Regions from separate parts of the Homo sapiens genome. Here region 1 is linked to region 2. Evidence: chromatin contacts called from ENCODE Hi-C or POLR2A ChIA-PET data. All regions are on one chromosome and are shown on one strand. The core of a region is the stretch at or near the end of the contact, and the rest is flanking DNA. Distances in the headings are between cores, read along the strand shown. Region 1 holds the start of PXMP4 (peroxisomal membrane protein 4). Region 2 holds the start of TM9SF4 (transmembrane 9 superfamily member 4).

Evidence for each region. Hi-C counts contacts between places; a loop is a spot of excess contacts on that map. ChIA-PET counts read pairs that join two places held with the same protein, here RNA polymerase II (POLR2A). Pooled maps may share reads with other maps.
Region 1: a loop to region 2 is called in a pooled map, with 9 times the contacts of the local background. The contact joins the promoter of PXMP4 here to the promoter of TM9SF4 in region 2. A Hi-C loop is called at or near these places in 6 of 50 pooled maps. POLR2A ChIA-PET finds 5 or more read pairs at or near these places in 3 of 52 experiments (H1, RWPE1 and naive thymus-derived CD8-positive, alpha-beta T cell).

What each region holds. Positions count from the first base shown.
Region 1 is chr20:33,718,226-33,722,847 of GRCh38, forward strand. PXMP4 (peroxisomal membrane protein 4) reads right to left here and starts at 2,085. Exons shown (of 4, transcript NM_007238.5): 1 at 1,870-2,085. The coding sequence starts at 1,982. RefSeq lists an enhancer at 1,632-1,681.
Region 2 is chr20:32,107,870-32,112,545 of GRCh38, forward strand. TM9SF4 (transmembrane 9 superfamily member 4) reads left to right here and starts at 1,845. Exons shown (of 18, transcript NM_014742.4): 1 at 1,845-1,886. The coding sequence starts at 1,872. RefSeq lists enhancers at 1,162-2,361, 1,364-2,108, 1,766-1,945, 2,109-2,851.

The sequences.
Region 1 (4,622 bases), core at 835-3,334, 1.6 Mb after region 2:
CAAGGCTGGGTGTGGTGGCTCACGCCTGTAATCCCAGCACAATGGGAGGCCGAGACAGGCCGATCACGAGGTCAGGAGATCGAGCCCATCCTGGCTAACACGGTGAAACCCTGTCTCTACTAAAAATACAAAAAAATTAGCCGGGCGTGGTGGTGGGTGCCTGTAGTCCCAGCTACTCAGGAGGCTGAGGCAGGAGAATGGTGTGAACCTGGGAGACGGAGCTTGCAGTGAGCCGAGATTGCGCCACTGCACTCCAGCCTGGGCAACAGAGCGACACTCCATCTCAAAAAAAAAAAAAAAAAAAAAAAAAAAAAACTTGGCAAAAGGGTTACTGATGTTATCTCAGGGCACATCAAGGATATGCCCTTGGCCAGACCCAGTGGGAACCAGTTCTACCTGACTCTTGAGTGTCCATGGGAGCCAAGAGCCTGGCACTGGTGCCAGGCATCCTTGGGTTTGAATCCCGGCTCCAACCGTGACCAAGTGCTGTGGCCACGAGCAATGGGTCTACCTCTGAGCTACAGCCTTTTCATCTGGAAAATGGGGACAATGGCAATTCTGATCTTGCACACTTATTCATTCATTCAATAAATATTTCAGAAACTACTAAATACCAGGTGCTAGTAATACACCAAGGAACAAAATAGATAAAGTTATGGCCTCATGAAACTTTCTTTTTTTTCCTTTTGAGATGGAGTTTCACTCTGTCACCCAGGCTGGAGTGCAGTGGCACAATCTCAGCTCACTGCAACCTCCACCTCCTGGGTTCAAGCGGTTCTCCTGCCTCAGCCTCCCATGTAGCCGGGACTACAGGCATGTGACACTACACCCGGCTAATTTTTGTATTTTTGGTAGAAACGGGGTTTTGCCATGTTGGCCAGGCTAGTCTCGAACTCCTGACCTCAGATAATCCGCCTGCCTCGGCCTCCCAAAGTGCTAGGATTACAGGTGTGAGCCACCGTGGCCAGCCTGTGCTAAGCATTTCACACATATTGACTCAATCCTGATAGTATAAGTACTAGTACCATGCCCATTTTACAGATATTGAGGCTTAGAGAGGCTAAATGACTTCCTCCAGATCACACGGGTAGGTGGGGCCAGGGTTCAAGCCAAGGCATCCACATCCTTCCCACCATCCCACGTTGCCACTAGGATGCCAATTCTGGGGGACACAAACCACTTTCTCTGGTTTGTTCTCTGCTTTGTCCCCGGTTCTGGCACTGTAGGCCCTCAATAAATGGTGGCTGTTATGCACTAGGTTTAAAGGAGACTGAGCTCCCCTCTAGGCACCAGCCAGGGCAATGACCCCAAGACCTCTCTTGCAGGTAAGATGCCAGGATAGTTGCAGCTTCTTTTACATTCATTGTCACGTCCCAGGAGCCCCCTGAGCCGAACGGGACTTAGCGCTGGAGTCCTACAGGTGAGAAGTGAGAAGCAGGATGCAAGCCCATGGGCAAGCTTCATGGGGACAGAATAGACAGGAGGCATCCGCCTGCCAGCTAGAGGCCAGAGTCCAGTTCCCCATTGTGCAGATGGGGCCGTTGAGGCCCAAAGGCACACAGAGAGGTGAGGTGAACTGAACCCAAATGAGGGGATACAGAAGCTGGCATGGGAGGAGTCAAAGCAAGAGGGCCAGGCTGCAAAGGTTGGAAGACCCAGAAAATGTGCAGTGGGAGCCCCAGTTCAGAGCTGGGAAGGCGCGCAAGCCAAAATCCAGCTCCCATTGCACAGATGGTGACCTCCGAGACTTAGAGACACACGAGGACTGCTCCAGGGCAAACAGCACCGCGGCATCGGACTTCGAACTCGCGCCTCTGACCCCAGGCAGGACATCCCTCAGCCCCAGCCCGGCCCGACGGCCCCACTCACACAGCCCCGTTCCGGAAGCCCTTAAGCACGGCCAACGCAGCGTGGTAGCGGCGCTTGCGCAGCAGTGCGTTGACGACTACGAGCAGAGCCCTTAGCTGCGGCGGGGCTGCCATAGTGCGGGCTGCGCGCAGGGTCGGGGTTAGGAACTGTAAGCGCACTGACAGCCGGAGGTTCCAGCTGCGCGCCCACAGCCCCTCGGTAGCGCCGCCGACTCGTGGCGTCTATAGGCTGTTTCTGCGTCACTCATGCATGGAAGACCAATCAGAGAGCGTACTTGTCTCATGGGACAATAGCACTCATCGAAATAGTTGTCTGACTGGAAGAGAAAGGAAAGCTTGTAGCCAATCACAGTGGGCTCCGCCCAAGGTCACACACGATTTGTCCAATCAGAAGGCACTTTCCCTTGGGCCATGTTGGGTTCACGAGTGGGTTTGGAAGGAGGCGTGTACTTGGAAGGAGGGCTCCTGAATGAGGAGTGGCCCTGCTTAGAGATGGGATGGGCGACAGGTGATGATACAGGGAGGAGCAGGGCCCCATCTTTATGCGAGATAGTTCTGACTGGGATATCCTTTACCATAGCGATCTTCCCAGAGTGTCAGTCACATGGCCCCTCAATGGCTTCCATGTACGTATGTATGTTTTGAGATGCAGCCTCGCTCTGTCACCCAGGCTGGAGTGCAGTGGCGCGATCTCGGCTCACTGCAACCTCCACCCCCCAGGGTTCAAGCAGTTCTCCTGCCTCAGCCTCCTGAGTAGCTGGGACTACAGGCACCCACCACCATGCCTGGCAAATTTTTTTGTATTTTTAGTAGAGACGGGGTTTCACCATGTTGGCCAGGCTGCTCTCCTGACCTCAGGTGATCCACCTGCCTCGGCCTTCCAAAGTGCTGGGATTACAGGCGTGAACCCAGCCGGCGTCCACTTATTCTTAGAATCCAAACTCCTCCCCAAGGCCCAAGAGAGAAGACCTCCTGTGATCTGGTCCGTGCCTCTCCCTCTGACCCCACGTTCCAGCACTTGCCACCTCACTGCTTCCCAGCCAAACAGCCTCCTTTCTGTTCCTTGGGCCAAGAACCCTTCTACCTCAGGGCCTTTGCACTTGCTGGTTCCCTGCTTGATATTCGCCATCCTGGGCTCTTCCCATGATGGGCTTCTTCTCATCCTTCAGGTTTCAGCTCAAATGCCACTTCATCAGAGAGACTTTCTGAGACATCCAATTTGAAGTAGCACTGTCCACTCTGACTCATTACCCTGGCTCTTTTTTTTTTTTTTTTTTTTTTAGACTGAGTCTCGGATCTATCACCCAGGCTGGAGCGCAGTAGTGTGATCTCAGCTCACTTCAACTTCTGCCTCCCAGGTTCAAGGGATTCTTCTGCCTCAGCCTCCTGAGGAGCTAGGACTACAGGTGCATGCCACCACGCCCGGCTAATTTTTGTATTTTTAGTAAAGACGGGGTTTCACCATATTGGCCAGGCTAGTCCAAACTCCCGACCTTGTGATCCGCCCGCCTCGGCCTCCCAAAGTGCTGGAATTACAAATGTGAGCCATCGTGCCCGGCCACCCTGGTTCTTATGTGTTTTTTTTTTTTATAGAACTTTTGACACTTTAGACTTGTTTACTATGTGTTCATTGTCCATTGCCCTTATCAAACTGTAAATTCTATGAAGGAAGAAATCTTATTTGTCTTGTTTTCTGCTGTAACCCCAACACTAGGCACATGGTGGGTACTCAACACTTGCTTGTTTAAGCAACACATAGTTTTGGGTTGTCATCTCTGAGAGCATTGATGGGTGACATTAACATATGATGTCACTATGTGGAGTTGTCACTGAATAACAGCTACACACTGAGTGGTGGCTGTGACTTGTGAGGGTGTCCCCTGGTACTTGGGCCATATGGTATTTACCAGTGATGTTATTTGCTCAGTGTCAGGGGACAATTTCAGAGGTCAATGAAGGAGGGAGTTGTGCTGGGCCTATTTTGTCACTGAAACTGGGTTGTCCGGGATTTTTCTTTTGTGATGGTAGGCTACTTTATTCAGTTCATCCTTCCTCTGAAGATAATGACTATGTTAGATAATATATTAAAATATCCTCTTAAAAACACTGAAGTTCCTTGGCTGGGCACAGTGGCTCATGCCTGTAATCCCAGCACTTTGGGAAGCCGAGGCGGGCGGATCACTTGAAGCCAGGAGTTCGAGACCACCCCTGACCAACATGGTGAAACCCCGTCTCTAAAAAATTAAAAAACAAAAACAAAAACAAAAAAACACTGAAGCTCTGCCAGGTGCGGTAGGTAGCTCACGCCTGTAATCCCGGCACTTTGGGAAGCCAAGGTGGGTGGATCTCTTGAGCCCAGGAGTTCAAGACCAGCCTGGGCAACATGGCGAAAACCCATCTCTACTAAAAATACAAAAATTAGCCAGGCCTGGTGGCACACACCTGTAGTCCCAACTACAGGTGCGGGAGGATCACCTGAGCCTGGAGAGGTCAACACTGCGGTGAGCGGTGATCACGCCACTGGACTCCAGCCTGGGTGACTGAGACCCTGTGTCAAACTGAAGTGCTTAAAAGTATGAGGAATGTGGCCGGGCACGGTGGCTCACGCCTTTAATCCCAGCACTTTGGGAGGGTGAGGTGGGTGGGTCACCTGGGGTCGGAGTTCGAGACGAGCCTGACCAACACAGAGAAATCCTGTCTCTACTAAAAATACAAAATTAGCCGGGCGTGGTGGCACGTGCCTGTAATCCCAGC
Region 2 (4,676 bases), core at 595-3,094:
AGAAAAAAAATGGAAATACTAAAAAATAATAGGCCATTTATGGAGCTTTGCTCCTTATCAGTTATCTTTCTTCAGGCAGCTAGAAATGGTGGGAAACACTCAGGATCGAAGCTCTAGGAAAACTGGTTCCAAGTCTGGAAACTATGAGACTGCAGCAAATTCCCCCTAGTCTCTCAAGCTTCCTCCTCCTTGGGGTTAATAGCCAATCTGCCAATCTTCAGGATGGTTGTGCAGGTCACAAGAGTTAATGGGTGTGTGTTTCAATGATCTATTACTGAAATGATCTATAATAAACCACCCCACTCTAAAGCTGGGCTTAGCTGGGCAGTTCTTTTGGTCCACATGGTGTTCATGAGGTTATTCATGTAGCTGCATTCAGCTAGTAGCTCAGTGGGGGTTGGAATGTCCAAGATGACTTCAGTTACATATTATAGTGCTTAGCTGTAGTTTCTAGAATGTCTTGAGGAGTTGGCTGGGCCTCCCTCTCTCTCCAGGTGCCTTTCCAGCAGAGTAGCTACACTTCTTTATAACCAAGAAGGTAGAATCAGACGTTTTCAATCCTCTTAAGGCCTAGGCTCAGTACTGGCAGAATCACTTGTAGCACATCCTATTGGTCAAAGCAACCAACATGACCAGCCAGATTCAACAGGAGGTAAAACAGAGTCTATCTCTTGAGGAGAGAAACCGTATGCTCATCATGCAAGGACGGACAGAACTACGTGGCAGCCATCTTTGCAGAAAATCCACCACAGTGGTGCCCATAGGTGGGGATCAGAGTTCAACTGTCCCTTGCCCCCTAGAATTAGATAAAAAGAGTCTAATGAACTGTTAGCATAATGCTAAGTGCTGCAGCACACAAAATGCTCGGCAAGTGCTGATGATTATTATTAATCATTATTATTCTTTTAATAGCTTTTTTAAAACAGTCTAAGATAGCACTGGTACTGTATTCAGTTTAAAGTGATATACATGGGTCAAATGAACTTTGAGTTCTTTCCCAACCTTAATACCATGATTCTTTGAGTCTCTTTTTCACAGATTTGGAAACTGAGGCTTAGGAAGATTGCGTGACTTGTCTGGAGTCACACACTAAGCTAGTGCATGACGTCCACATTCAGAGATATCTCCCTCCACTGAATATGCTGGTTTTCACTCGTTCATTTAAAAAATAATGTATTGGGCATCTACCACAAGCCCAAAGGAGTATACATAAACATATACTGACAATTATTTATTGAATACATCCTATGTAATACTGTGTCACTGAATCCTCATCACAAGCCTATGATGAACCAACCCCCTTCCCATTTCACAGATGGGAATGAGGAAGAGCAAGGTAAAAAACGAACAAACAAAAAAACAGGGTCCACCCTCATGGGGATTACAGTCTACTAAAGAGGATATAGGATAGTCAAACAAATACTTAAAATCAAACAAATACTTAAATATATAATTACAAATTATTCTTGGAGTCGTACTGCTCTTGGAGCCCCAGTGCCCACCCTTTCCCTCAAATCAAGGTCTCAGGTAACCCTGGCAATGGGTCTTCCTGCCAGTAGTAAAGATGGCGCTGAGAGCACGAGCGCACTTTCGCACACCCCCATTACCCACAATGCAGCGGGAATAAGGGAGGCTCAGTTTCTGCCAGGAGCTAATATGGCTTCCTTAGTTACACCGTTCTCTCTCTTCACCTAATCAGCGACCTTACTTTCCCAGACCAGACTGTCGAGCAGGAGCTAAGACTCCTTTTCCCCTCTGCTGACCGCCACTACAGGAGCGGTTGAAGCCAGACGACCACCTTGTGGAGTTAAACTCCGTAACCAGGGAGCACCACTTCCGCTGACGTCATTACGGCGACACGTGGATCCAAGATGGCGACGGCGATGGTGAGTGAAGGAGACTCCGGGAGCGGGAGCTGGAGCGGGGCCCTCCGGGGTATCCCAGGATCTTCCAGCACCCCATGCCTGGCCCTGAGCCACCTCCGGGACCCCTGACTCAGGCCTGAGGGCTACCTCTGACTGGGCTTGTCTTCCCCGAAATCCACCTCCCTGGCCCTGCCCCTGCACTCAGGCTTGTGAAGGCCCCGAGTTTTGGGGGAGGCGCCGTTTCGGAGGAAGACCTCGGCTGCTGCCTTCGCCGGTTCCCATTCTACTTTTGGTCTCCGCCCACTGTGAGCCCCATTTTCCATTTCTCACCTCCCTGTCCTGACCCCTCTGAAGACCCCCTCCCGTTATTCTCATCCTTGCTCCTCCCCGTCACGTCCAGACCCTGCTCTCCCCGCCTCCCCACCATCATAACCAGTCCGCAGATGTGACCTCTCCTCTGACCACCCTCCCAGCCCAAGCGCTGCCTCAGATCCTTTTCAGAGCCCTGTCCTCACTTACACTCATAGCTGTCCCCATCGCGCACCCCCTTGACTGCCGCTACCCCAGAGCTTGCCTTCACCTACCCCACCCCCATCTTTCATCCCTAGAGGCTTCCCTGCCCTTCCTGTCTTCTCTCAGTCAACTCCCTGCCCCTCTCTTAGGGACCTTTTACCCTGTTGGTTCTCAAACTTTACTGTGCATAAGAATCTCGAGGTGTGTAGGGGGAGGCATGCTAAAAATGCAGTTTCCTGAGCAGCCCCACTCCCAGAGATTCTAATTCCATAGGGCTAGGTGATGCCCAGGAATCTGCCCTTTTATAAGCACTCTAGTGATTATATAGTGGAGGTGGTCTGTGAACTACGTTTTGAAAAACACTAATAGCCCCACCTCACTGCTCTCCTTCCCATTCCCCAACATGGCCACACAGCTCGTTAGGGATGAAGGCTCTTTATTATGAAGCTATATGTTGGGATGAAGTCTGTGTGTGGATGAGGGTGGAGGTAAAATAGCCATGCTTGGAAGTTGGGTCAGAGCTTGCGGGCTCCTGGTGCAGAACCTTGGAAGTAAATCTTTGAAGGACTGGCCCTTTTTCTAAAAGTTTAGTTCAAATTCTGCTTGTCAAGAGACCAGAACTAAAATTGAAGTCACTTAGTCCAGAATGATTTCCTGGGTCTTCCTGCATACTGCCTCCTCAGCAGATAATTTCGTCCGGGGAGTGAATGACAAGGAAGACTCAGAGAAAAGGAAATGACATTTGACTTTAGCAAAGGAAGATTCTGGCTTAAATAATTTGGTGTTGGTTTTCTCCAAACAGGGATATATTATTGACTGGTAGCAATTTTCCCTCCTTCTCTTAGCTGACTGAGAACTTACCTTTGTTTAATGAGGGATTCCTTATTTAGAACTTCAGAGGTCAGGTAAAAAGATTTCATGGCCTTACCTGGTTTCTGTGGTTTCAGACTTCAGGCTGAACCACGAGTGGGGCAAATCCTCAAAGTAGTATGTTGAAACCTACATATATGTATATATATTCTGGTACCACATTCAGAACAGAGATAGTGTAAGAACTTAAAAGGAAATCACACCCTCTCTTGCTATAAGGAAAACATTGAGTAAAGTGGTATTTACGGCACTGCACTGGGAAATCCCTGCCTTGTTCAGAGATTTTTAAGAGGTTATAAGCTAGCAATACATATATGTGGTACACATCTATTTAGTCAACAAATATTTGAGTACCAATTCTGTTCCAGGAACTAGGGATGTAGTTGTGAATTACAGGGTCAAGGTCCCTACACTTGTGGAGCCTTTCTGGTTTGAGGAGACAGGCAGTGAACAAGTAAATACGTGAACAAAATAATGTCACCAGTAGATGCTGTGAGGACAGCAAAATGAAGTGATAGTGATTAGGGGTGACTGGGTGACACAACTACTTTGGATTGAGTGGTCAGAAAGAAGTCTTCTCAGAGGAGGTGACTTGAGTTAAAACATAATTAACAAGAAGGAACCAGCCATGCAAAGAATGTTCCAAGCAAAGGAAATGGCAAGTGTAAGGGGCCGATGTGGAAGGGAGCTTGGTGTTTTTGAGGAACACACAGAAGGCTGGAGGGGCCGAAGCATGATGAGGGTTGGGGTAGGAGAGAATGATACAAGATGAAACTGGAGGGAAGCAAGAGCAACTGTTTTGAGAAGCATGCCTGGAAATGGGAAGGACTGCGGTCTACATTTTGTTGTCTGTGGATTGCATTTTGAAATAGTGTTGTATTAGGCTGCTTCCCCTTCCCATCCCCTTCAGGACAGTACTTGAAGGGAGCCAGCTTGTTCTCAGTTGGCACAGAGGCTGTGGAAAGGAGTTTGGATTTTAGTCTAAGCACAGTGGAAGGGACAGTGATTTTTGCCCAGCACAGTGACTCACACCTGTAATCCCAGCACTCTGGGAGACCAAAGCTGGGAGATCGCTTGAGCTCAGGAGTTTGAGACCAGCTTGGACAACATGGCAAACCCCTCTACAAAAAAAATACAAAAAGAAAAAATTAGCTGGGCTTGGTGGTGTGCACCTGTAGTACCAGCTACTTGCGGGGCTGAGGTGGGAGGATCACTTGAACCTCAGTGAGCCCTGATCACTGCACTGCACTCCAGCTTTGGCAACAGAGCGAGACCCTGTCTTAAGAAACAACAACAGGCCGGGAGCAGTGGCTCATGCCTGTAATCTCAGAATTTTGGGAGGCTGAAGCAGGCAAATCACTTGAGGCCAGGAGTTCAACACCAGCCTGGCCAACATGGCGAAACCCTGTCTTCTAAAAATACAAAAAT